2 separate regions of the Homo sapiens genome follow, and region 1 is linked to region 2. The links are chromatin contacts, found by Hi-C or POLR2A ChIA-PET in ENCODE. All regions are on one chromosome and are shown on one strand. The core of a region is the stretch at or near the end of the contact, and the rest is flanking DNA. Distances in the headings are between cores, read along the strand shown. Region 1 holds the start of LHFPL2 (LHFPL tetraspan subfamily member 2). Region 2 overlaps LOC124900191 (a long non-coding RNA gene).

Region 1 (5,767 bases), core at 2,095-4,594, 98 kb after region 2:
TTTGCCATCCCTAACTTCTTGCTTCATATTAAGTGTAATTTATCTGCTCTTTAGACCCAAGTTATCCCATCTGGGGATACATGTCTTGATTTTTGCCCAAAAATCTGCAAACACAGTTTTGAGAAAAATTAGTTTTATATTTTACAGGTAGTTCTCCTGTGAATTCCATAACACAGAGTATTAAATGGCTATAATTGCCCTAATTTACATGTCCCAATAGTAGTTTACTGTGTCAGACACTGGGGAAGATACAAAGACGTAAGTAAGGCTCAACCCTAGTCTTCAATAGATTAAAATATACATGCATCAATTCAAGCTACACACATATGAAACATATATCCTGAATAATACAAACCATCTGGTGATGTGTGTTCAAGTCTCCACAACCCATGAGGGCAGACATTTTTGCATTTCTTTTTGTTCACTGATGTATCCCCAGTACCTAGAACAGCCAGTCCCTGGCATATAGTAAGTGCTCAGTAAATGTGTGGGATGAAGTATAGTCTACTTTTTTTTTTTTTTTTTTTTTTTTGCCGGACTCTCTCTCTGTTACCCAGGCTGGAATACAGTAGTATGATCTCAGCTCACTGCAACCTCCACCTCCTGGGTTCAAGCAATTCTCCTGCCTCAGCCTCCTGAGTAGCTGGGATTGCAGGTGCCCACCACCATGCCCAGCTAATTTTTGTATTTTTTTTTTTTTTTTTTGAGGTGGTGTCTTGCTCTGTCGCCAGGCTGGAGTGCAGTGGCGTGATCTCTGCTCACTGCAACTTTGCCTCCTGAGTTCAAGCGATTCTCCTGCCTCAGCCTCCCGAATAGCTGGAACTACAGGCGTGCGCCACTATGCCCAGCTAATTTTTGTATTTTTAGTAGAGATGGGATTTTACCGTGTTGGCCAGGATGGTCTTGATCTCTTGACCTCATGACCCGCCTGCGTCGGCCTCCCAAAGTGCTGGGATTACAGGCGTGAGCCACTGTGCCTGGCCTAATTTTTGTATTTTTAGTAGAGACAGGGTTTTACCATGTTGGCCAGGCTGGTCTTGAACTCCTGACCTCAGGTGATCCGCCTGTCTCGACCTCCCAAAGTGCTGGGATTACAGGCGTGAGCCACCATGTCCAGCCTTAGTCTACTTTTTAAACATAGAATTAAGTACAGTGTACTCTGTTATCAAGGCTGTTTCTGTAATGAGAGCATGGATAACACAAACTAACTCATTAGTTATTAGATATTAGTAAAATGGGTGGAGTTGTGTTGGTTCATATTCAAGGGTTCCCAGCACTTTAATGTTTCTGCACCACCAAGTAACTACAGCTGCAAAACACAGCAGGGTGCATCTAGTTACAGAGAACACAGGGTGCTGTAGGCCCATTTCACCCTACATTCTTTCTCTTGGATTGATTTGGCCTTGACCTCTCTACCTTGGAAGGATTTGTGGGATGTGGGTTGGGGGACAGGACAGAGAGTTCTCCTCTTATTTGTACATTTTGTGTTTATCTCAAGTCAGCAGCCTCAAACAACTCCCCTTCAACAGTTATCTTCATCTTTTTATAAAAGTAAAGTCGTATATTTACATGTACTATAGTATTTATTAGGAATTTAACACAGTTCATTAGCTCTACTGGTATTTTTTTTGGAATGGTTAGTTTTTGTTAGTGCTGTGGTTACAATGTTACATAGATTCTGAGTCATTTTCTAACCCTACTTTCCCCACAAGCCCTGTTATTTCTAGTGTGTGATTTCACAAAATGGAAAGAGCACATATATCCTTTTAGAGCAAAAATGTGGTACTGCAAACTTCATTTTCAATGAAGATAAGTGGAATTTGGCTGCGGGAGAAGATGAAAGAGAGCATTCCAGCTCTGGGAAGAGCATCAGCAACTCTCGTGTAGATACAGGCATGGATCTTTCTCGGGGGGAGGGGAGGATCCCCATCTAAAGAGAGTCCCAGGCTCTGAGAAGTGCGTATGGAGGTGCAGTTGTTGTATGGTTTTGAACTGATGATTTTTAAGGAATTCAGAATGTTCTCTGGCAAAGTGCCTCAGAAAGCTTCTAGAACAGGAAGTGGCCTGCCTGAGGGGTATTCTAGAGCCATTCACCTGTAGGCCTGCGCATATGGATGCAAGTGTAGAGAGGACCCCAGCAGAGAACCGGTAGGAGGCCGCTCACGCCATCCAGTGCCAGATAGCGAGAACCAGAAAGGCGGCAGTGGGCTTGAAAGGACATGGCACCTGGAAAGGCATTAAAAATGAAGAACTAATGGGACTGGCTACCGGGAGTGGAGGAGCGAGGCCCAAAATTGACTGCTAATCTGAATCTGGGCGACTGGTGGATAGAGGTGTCCCAGACAAGGGGCTGAGAAACTGGGAATGGGAGCATTTGACTGGGCGGGGGGCGGGGGGGTGGCGAGGGGTGGAATACAAGATGGGTTTGCCTAGAGAGGTGCCACGTCCTAACAGTTCAATCACAAACAATACTGGCACCTGAATTCATGGCCATTTAACTCTGTTCTTTGCTCCCAGCCCTGGGGGCGGAGCTGGGGAGTTAAAGCATCCCCTCTCTGGACAAGAATGCCTTTTCAGGCTGTTCCTAAAGCGCCTCCGAAAATCATCCTGAAACCGTAATTTTGAGGGCAGGGAAGCTGAGGACACCAAGCATTCTATTTAGGAATAATCTTTGTGACTGTTGGAATTGAGTTTCCACACCTAGATATTCAGAGGGCACGGGAACTTATGTCCGGAGCCTCCTCTCCGGAAGAGGGCGGCGAGGATGGGGGTCCAGGCGCCCCTTGGCCCCTTTCCCGTTTCGGACTCTCCGGGGTCACCAGACGGCCGTTCTTTCCGCTTGGGCCCGGGTCTGGGGGAACTGCTCCTAGCGCCCCGGGGCCCGCTCTCCGCCGGAGCAGCCTGGCCTCTCTCCCCCGGCTCCGTCAGCGCCGCTCTCCGCCTCCGGCCCTCCCGGCAGGGCTGCTCGAAGCTGCTCCGGGAGCTTCCCCGGTGCGGCCCGGAGGAACCTCGCAGGACCCCGGGAGACGCCGCCGCCGCTGCCCGGCGGGCTCAGGGACCGGTTCCCAGGCCCCCACACCCCCTCTCGGGGATCCCCTGTCGCCGACTCCCTCCCGGACCCGCAGGACACTCCCCTCCGGAGGCCGGGCCTGGTCCGCCCGCCCGCCGCCCCCGTCCCGCCCCGCGCGCCGCGCCGGGAGCCCCGAGCCCGACCCCTCCCCCGGACGCCCGGCCCGCTCGCGGGACGGAGGCGGCGATGGTGACTGGGCAGCGGCGCGGGGCCGGGGCCTGGGCAGGGCGGCTCGGCCGCCTCTTTCTCTCGCTGCCCCCGCCCCTCCTCCTCCTCCCTCTCCCCGAGTGCTAGCCCGGGCGGCCGCCGAGCTTGGCGCTCTCTCGCCTCGCTGCCTCCTCCCCCGCGCCGCGGACCCTCTCCCCTCCCTTGCGTTGCCCCCCTCTCCCGCCGCCTCCTCCCGCTCTCCTCTCGCTCTCCTCCCGCCTCCTTCTTCCAGGCGCGGCCAGCGGGGGCAAGAGCGAGGTGGCTGCGAGGAGGCGTCACTGAAAGCCCTGACTTGGGGAAGGCTGCGGGCTCGGAGCCGGAGACGCCGAGCTGGGGCCGGGTGAGTGGCAGGCGTCGGGCCCGCGCGCGCTGCGGGAGGGGAGAGCCGGTGGGCCCGGCCAGGTGGGCGCCCCGCGCGGGCGCATGGGGAGCCGTTGCGGCCGGCCGAGCCCTGGCTGCTTGAGCCGCGGCTGGCGCGGGAACTTCGCTTCGGCGCCCTGGGAGACCGCGCCGAGCGGTCGGAGGTGCTGCGGGATGGGCGTTGGGTGCTGGGAATGGGAAGGGAACAGCTGCTTCTCAGCGCCGCCGGCGGCCGCAGAAGTGGAAAAAAGTTGTGCCGGGAACAGCGTCTCCTCGGGAAGCCGGCGCGAGCCCTGCTCTCTGGGCGTCGCTGGCGGGCTTCGGACGGCGGCGCGTGGGTCCCAGGCGCAGCTGGGCGCCGGGTTCCAGCGCGCCTGGCACCGCTCCCTGGGGGCCGCCCCGTGGTCGCCCCTGCTGTCCCTGGTCCGTGGCGTGTGGGTCACTCTGGCCACAGACGTCAGCTGCTTCTCAAATCTGGACTGCATTTTTGTGGGCAGCTCAGTGATTTGGGGTGCGGGCTGGAAGAGGTGGGCGTGGAGTGGGGAAGACCGCATCTGGGATGGGCGGCTTGAGCCCACGGGCTGGGCAAAGGACTGGGGAGACTCTGCGTGTGTTTCTGGATGTTTTTAGGCACACAGTTTTTTTTTTTCTTTTCCCTTCCATTCAGCGGCCCAGTGTTCTTCGAACTTAGAAAAGCAAAGGATTTTCTTCAATCCCGTTCGACTTTTCTGTTATTTCAGGATGGTCATGAGTTCCATGAAAGTCCATGTGCTTGTTTCAATGGGAGCAACACCAGAGTAAAGACAAAGTCCTATCCCCACCCCCGTCCTCGCCTCCACCCGGGCCATTTCCTGTATGTCCCATTTTCTCTGTTGTGATTGTGCGAGTGTGTTTGTGCATGTAGGTTACCATCGGTGGGTGACCTACGTGGAAAGGAGAACTCTTTGAAATTGCAACGCGGCCGCTATGGAAAGTGTGTGCTGGAGCCGAGGGAGGAAAGATTCCGGCGAGCCAGAGCTGTTAGAGGCTCACCCCAGAGAGGTAAACCGGAGTAACTGAGCTTGAAGGGACATTTATAACCTGCACATTGCTTTTGCCTTACCCCTTGGCCAGAGAGCTCCACTCCTGCTAGGTTTAAGAGAGGATCAGATACTGACTTCTTTGATGTTGACTTTTGCTGGTATTCCTGATTCTTTCCTACTGGTTCTCTTTTAGAAACTACTCCTTTTTAAATTTAAGAGATAGAGAACACATGTTCGCGGGAAGAGGAAATGTTTTTTAAGATAGGAAAGAGAAATAGAATCCAAGAGTCTCATTTCTTTTTGCTGTCATACTGTGATAAGCTTATTGATCTGTTAGAAATCTGATTCTGATTTTGAAGTAATATCAGATAAAACACTATCTTATAATAGTATTTTTCTCTAAGTGGTCACATGGAGAGCAGACTGTGGCTTCTTGTGGTTTGCAAAGGGTGCAGCAAACATTTTATATCAGGAAAAAGACATTGTGTGTTGTAGGAGAGGGGGATGGGGAGGGGCAGTCATTTGTCTTCAGAGCAGCCTAATTAGGAAGAATAATTACACTGCAAATGAACATTGTTGAATATAAATTGAGTCATGATATGTGAACCAGTCATTTGTCTATAGGAAGGAAGAAGGATTTTTGTAGATGAGAACAAAGCAGTGCCTTCTGGAAGAAGTAATGTATGCTGTTCACCGTATGCATGGGCTCGGTGTTGATGGCACCCAGTGTTTGGGCAGGGAGGAAAAGTCCATAGTAGGAGATGATAGAAAAACAATATATAAAAAACTACATATTTATTTTTAATGAACACTATATACAGCTTCTCAACTTCTTTACTGCAAAGAATTGATGAAGTGGTAAACCCAAATATAGGAGACCCAAATTTGGGCTATTGGGCTCCCAGATGTACCTAAACCTTGGGCATGTTATTTAATTTCTCTGTTTCTGTGTCTATAAAATGGTGATGATAATAATTCAGCTCGGATAATTCCCTTGAAGATTAACTGATTGCTTTTGTGCAGGACTTAGGATGGTTCCTCACGCTAAGTGCTCAGAAAGTGTTACTGATGATTATCAGGTATTCCAAATCCCTAGGAAAAAGTGGTG
Region 2 (5,770 bases), core at 2,099-4,598:
AGTTGGGACCATGGGGTAACTAAGTGCATTGCCTTGGCTGGGAGCACTGCCAAAAACCCCTGCATGCCTGAGGGACAGACAGAATGGTATATCTGACATCTTATTAGTCTTTCTTTCTTGCCGAGAGATTGTTGTGAAAATGAATTTTGATCCTCAGACAGAAACTGGAGAGAAAACCTGGAGACAGAAAACTAAGTGTGAATATAACCCCTCCACACACACACACACACAGCACCCACATACCCACACATATGTGCAATTATTTTACTCCCTCAATACCTTAAATCAGGGACTTTGCTCTCCCTGGGACAGGACTGTGCACATGTACTGAATGGACTCTCCTGGCACTATGGTTAAAAAGCAGCTACTAACAAGTTCTAGAGACGGTTTGGAATAAACAGGCAAGTCATGGAATGCAACTTTTTGGACCACACTGCACAATAGGATGTCTATAGCAAGACTGAAAAATAATTTTACATGTGTGTGTGCAGATAGATAGAGTTTTCCAAACTAAGGGATGCTGCTGCCAGTTCTACAGGGAGTTCTTTCCATTATGCGGGATACGGAGAGTGGGTCTGTTTTTGTGTGCCCAACATCCCTTCCTGATTCTGACATCAGCATCCTCCTCCCTCCATTTCCTATGAACAATTGTTCCTGGTGGGCTACCCATTCTAATAGTGGTTCCAGTGGGACTGTTAATTACAATGTCTTGCTCCATCCCCCTGGCTTCAAAGAATAGCCCATGGGGAAGACGAGAGACCCAAGCTGGTCCAGCAAAGGTATTTCCCTAGCACATATATATATATATATGAATGAAATGGGCAAGAACTCAGTCTTTCCTAATGAGTGGCTAAGCTTGGAAGCCATAAGTTGGAGCTGTCTTTGGCCCCATTTTCTTCCAGCCAGGTGGAGAAAGACTACTGCTGCAAAAAAAGAACAAGGAATCTGGTCCCCAGTGATGTGACCAAACATAGGAAGGTGGGTGGTGTGTGTGTGTGTGTGTGTGGTTTTTGTTTGTCTTTTGCTTAAGCTAGAATAAGTTGGTTTTTGGAATTTGTACCTGGGAGAGTTTCTTCAGCACTTGTATAATAGAATGGGTCCAGGATGTAGAGTAAAAAATCCATGTTCAAATCCTAGAGCCACTTCTTATTAACTGTTTTAAAGATATCTCACTTGTCCACACCTCAATCTCATCTGTACAAGAATAATACCTATTCCTCAGAGTGCTTGTGAGGCTTAAATGAGTTATCTGCATGCAAGTGCCTTGTTTAATGATAAAATGTTGTCTAAATGTTAAACATAATTACTAATCCAAGCACCTTGCTCTTAAAAAAACAAAAAAAGTTCCCTTGTGCACCCTGCCAGTCAATCCACTCTCCCCCGGGGAACCACCACTCTGCCCCCTATCATCATAGATTGTTTCAGAAACCTAGATTTGAACCCCAGTGCTGCTCACTGTAACTGATGAATTTAAACCAAGTACCTTATTTCTCTGAGTTGCAGTTTTGTAAATGCAGTAAAATGGGTTGTTTTTTGTTTGTTTGTTTCATTTAAAGGCCAGGCTTAATGGCTCACGCTTGCAATCCCAGTGCTTCAGGAGGCTGAGGCGGGAGGGTGGCTTAAGCCCAGGAGTTTGAGGCTACAGTGAGCTATGATGGTGTGACAACACTTCAGCCTGGATGAGAGAGAAAGACCCTGTCTCTAAAAAATATTAAAATAAATAAACTTACATTGGAGGGTTGTTGCAAAGTATGCTAGGGTAGTAAGATAAGCTTTCTAATAAAGAGCCCTAACATGTAGCAAGCTAAGGAGCAAGCAGTTTATTTCTGTCACAAAACCACCCAGGATGGATGCTCTGGAATGGTGAGTGGCTTGGACACCAACTCTGATAAACAACTTGTGTTTTTTGTTTGTTCGTTTGTTTGTTTGTTTTTGAGATGGAGTCTAGCTCTGTTGCCTAGGCTGGAATACAGTGGCGTGATCTCTGCTCACTGCAACCTCCGCCTCCCAGGTTCAAGCAATTCTGCCTCAGCCTCCCGAGTAGCTGGGATTACAGGCGCCTGCCACCACACCCAGCTAATTTTTGTATTTTTAGTAGAGACGGGGTTTCACTGTGTTGGTGAGGCTGGTCTCAAACTCCTCACCTCATTTTCTGCGCACCTTGACCTCCCAAAGTGCTGGGATTACTACAAGCGTAAGCTACGAAGCCTGCCCAACTTGTGTTTTAAGACCACTCCATGTTCCACCAGCTCAGCTAACAGGAAAGGAGGAAGGAACATCAAAGAGGCAGCCTGCTTTCTAAAAGCTCTGGCTGGAGATTGGCAGGCCCTTGCTCAGCTTCCATTGGTGAAAGTGTGGTCACATGTCCTCACCTGGCTTCCAGGGTGACCGAGGAATGCAGTCCCAGGCTGGACAGCCATGTTCCAGCTACGACTCTTGGAAGAGGAGAACAGATTGTGGTGTAGAGCTACTGCATAAGGAGTAAATGAGAGAATGAGGGTAAAGAGCTTAGAATAGTCCCTGAAATGAGGTAGTAATCAAATATCAGCTGTGTTGATATTATGCATTCTCTCATGCAGTAGGAATTAGAAAAGAAAGCTTTTTCTCAAACTAGGCCACACAATGACTCTTTCAAGGAAAAATGTACTGATCTCATGATCGTATTCTGCCAGCTTCCTTGGCAGCTCTGAACGCATTTCTTAGCTCCTTTTCTCTAAAGGTCTCCATTCTTCTGCCCCAAAGAGCTTCTAAAATAATCCCTAGAGTGACAATCTTGAAAGACAGGCCATGGAGCAAGTTCAGCCTCATCTGCTGAAATGCCCCCTTATGAGATGAGCAAGAAGAGAAGACAATTAAAAGATGATAAATGGGCATCAGATTTGCTCCATTTCCCAGCCTAGTTTTGGCCTCACTATGAATTCATGCAGACCAGTGTGGAGACCCTGGGAGTTTTTTTCCTGTTAACCATGGCACTGACTACCTCCCATCCTGCTGGCAGACTTGTGGGGAGGGGGTGTGTGGTGGGCACCTGGCAAAAGAGGAGATCTGAGATTGATTGATGGGAAGCCTTCCAATGCCATAAATAATGCAGCCCTGAGTCCCATTAGCCATGGAAATTCGCAACAAGTAACTAATGAAGTCTTTAATTATGAAGCCTAGCTATTTAGTGTTCCAAGAAGGCACGGTTCCTAATAAATACTCTGGCAGAGGCCATAAGCAGGGGGTGGGCTGTGTTGTGTGGCTGGTCGAGTATATGAGAGACCACCCACAAGGCCGAGATGGCAGAGCAGCTGGAGTGTGGCTTGTTTGTGACCTCAGCAGATGGGCTGCCAAGGAAAAAAAGTTCCCGACTGCCCTTTTCCCTGCCCCTTACCCCGCCCTCTGGACCGCCCAGACGCGTGTGAGGAATTGGGCCATGGCTATGGCCAGCCCACCTGCACGCAGCTCATCCACAAACATTACCTGGCTCCTTAACGACTTGTTTTGAGCATTTCCACCAGTTAATTAATTTGCAGGTTCACCTGTTAGCTGTGAATAGGATGTGATTTCTTCCATCCTGCTTGTTACGGCTTCCAACTGTGACCATGTGCAAGCATTGCTTGGGGAAGAAAAAGTAGGAATGATTCTATCCTCTACATAGATTATGAAAAAAAAAATGGGGAAACCAGGAAGCACTTCTTATAAAAGTGCATTCAAGGTAGAGATGTCCGGTTTGGGGGGGCAAATGGATTCCCTAAGACTGTGTCCACAATACAACATAAAATGGAGGCAATTCTCCAGATCATTTGGGCTGAAATTATTTTACTGAAAGATCCAGAAAGTTGAAGCTGGGTTGCTTTTACATTTATTTTTTGTTTCTAGTCTGACTGGTCCAGAAAATTACCTCAATTTTCCAGCTCACTTCACTTGTCCGGCCAACTTACGGGGAACTCAGTTAATTGCTTTGTTCCTGACAAGGTTCAAATCTCAAGTCCAAGAAATGTGGCTTCTAGAGGCAGCCCTGGTGTGCTTGGGCCATCCCAACACTGCCTTCCCAATGACTGGAGGGCATCAGCGCTACATTGGGGTAGGTGATGGAGAGAATGCCATGTCATCTAAAAACTAAGAGCCATATAGACCCCACCATAGACTTCCAAGGGAATTATCAAAAGAAGGGAAGCCTATATTAGAAACTTTCAAAGCTCCTTCGGGTGGTATCCATGGAAACTAGAGGAAACAAAGGTAACAGGCCAGCCTTACTTCAGGTTGTGGAGGCGGCCCAGAGTGAGTCTGAGCTAATAAAGAATGCTCACTAAAGTTCCTGCACAATCTGTTGAGACACTTGCAAGCCTCGGAGCATTTTTTACTTTGGCCTGGAGCCCTCTGAATCTATTTAGCTGATGATTAATTGCAGGAAAGGTCCTGGGAAACAGATCAGGAATAGAAAGTGGTTTATATCAGAGTGATCATTAAAATTTGATCAAAAGCTAGACTTGGCTAGTTACATTTTGAAGGCATTTTCTGAGCAAGTTCTAAAAAGCAGTTCCCAGCCTTCCCCACCATGAACTCTCATTGAATTTCCAAGTAATGTTTTCGGGCAGTGCTACAAAATGGGTCAGAAAGAAGTGGAACAAAGCAGCTGAGTGGGTTGGGATCTTTTCAGGTGGTGATGTGGAGAGCAGAGCAAAAGAAGGGGTTTCAGGGATAAGGCAACTGGTGAAAAGCTTCAGAAGCATCCGCAGCAATGAGTATGATTGACTTCAATCTCTGTGTAGGAAAAAGTAGCATACAATCGATTTTGAACTTACATGTCACTTAGGTCTTATAAATTAGTAAGTCTGAAGGTTGGGATTAATAATATTTTCCCATAGCTGCAGTGCTACAAATCCTTAGTTTTAGGTGTCGCCTTAGATGACAGTTCTTCCAGAAGCCTCCCATCCATCCACCCAGGCTGCACCAAAGACTACCTCTCCTGGTGCCCCCAGCACCATATCTACCCAGGGTAACTTTATTGTACAGTTGTGAGTGTCTTTTTATATCTGCATCCCCTACTAGACTATAAGTTCATTTTGAGAGGACTTTTCAGCTCTAGCTCAGTGCTTAGTACTCATAAGTGTTTCATAAATATCTGCTGAATGAATGGAAAAATGAATAGTTGTTAAGTTTCCAGCTCTTCCAAAGAAATCTGTTTCAACAGGAGAAAAGTAAAACCCTAACTCTGATTTTTTATAGATGATATCTGTTATTCTCTGCTACCATCCTGACACAAGAATATACCCTACGTGACAATTCCTGATAGTTACATGGGTTCACACTGCTTCTGTCAGAAAAGGAATTTTGGCTTCCAATCAGGAACTCAGAACACCAAAACCATATTCATTCTGCTTCGATGCCTTTAATAAAGACAGTTGCTTTCTGCCTCCCCACCTGCTGTGGCTGGGAAAGAGGATTCTTTTCCTTTCTTTTCTGCTTATGCCCTTTCTACTTAGTATATAAAGAGGAGTATCTCCTAGGGGTTGCAGCAGAAAGGACTCGATACTCAAATTCATAAGCACAGTTCTTGTATCCCAGGGAACACCCATTAAGCAATGGATGTGTATCCTGGGAGCTGTCTGTCTGTCTCCCTCCCTCTCCCCCCCATATTAAAAAGGAGGAAAATAAATAGACCATTTTGAACTTTTATATTTCTCTTGTAATAAAATCATTAAGAATGCTCAGCTCAGTCTGTTCTTGCTCTGCACTCTCACAGCCAAAAAGAAGCAGCTATCCCCAGCCACTTTGAAAGCATCTA

Evidence for each region. A loop is a pair of places that touch in the nucleus more often than their neighbours do. ChIA-PET counts read pairs that join two places held with the same protein, here RNA polymerase II (POLR2A). Pooled maps may share reads with other maps.
Region 1: a map of ascending aorta shows a loop between it and region 2 (5-fold over the local background). The contact joins the promoter of LHFPL2 here to the enhancer-like site in region 2. A Hi-C loop is called at or near these places in 6 of 168 maps with a recorded cell type or tissue (GM12878, HepG2, IMR-90 and 3 more), 34 of 37 single-sample maps with no recorded cell type and 11 of 50 pooled maps. POLR2A ChIA-PET finds 5 or more read pairs at or near these places in 8 of 52 experiments (AG04450, B cell, GM12878 and 5 more).

What each region holds. Positions count from the first base shown.
Region 1 is chr5:78,646,349-78,652,115 of GRCh38, reverse strand. LHFPL2 (LHFPL tetraspan subfamily member 2) reads left to right here and starts at 3,344. Exons shown (of 5, transcript NM_005779.3): 1 at 3,344-3,617. RefSeq lists silencers at 2,806-3,745, 4,036-4,095.
Region 2 is chr5:78,744,734-78,750,503 of GRCh38, reverse strand. All of the region lies in intron 3 of LOC124900191 (a long non-coding RNA gene), which reads left to right. Among named protein-coding and RNA genes, the nearest start is that of LHFPL2, 99 kb to the right of the region's middle. Within about 2 kb of position 3,348, at least 5 of the 41 ENCODE cell types and tissues checked have a DNase peak (open chromatin) inside an H3K27ac peak, as active enhancers do; they include ascending aorta, where a contact is called at or near this core.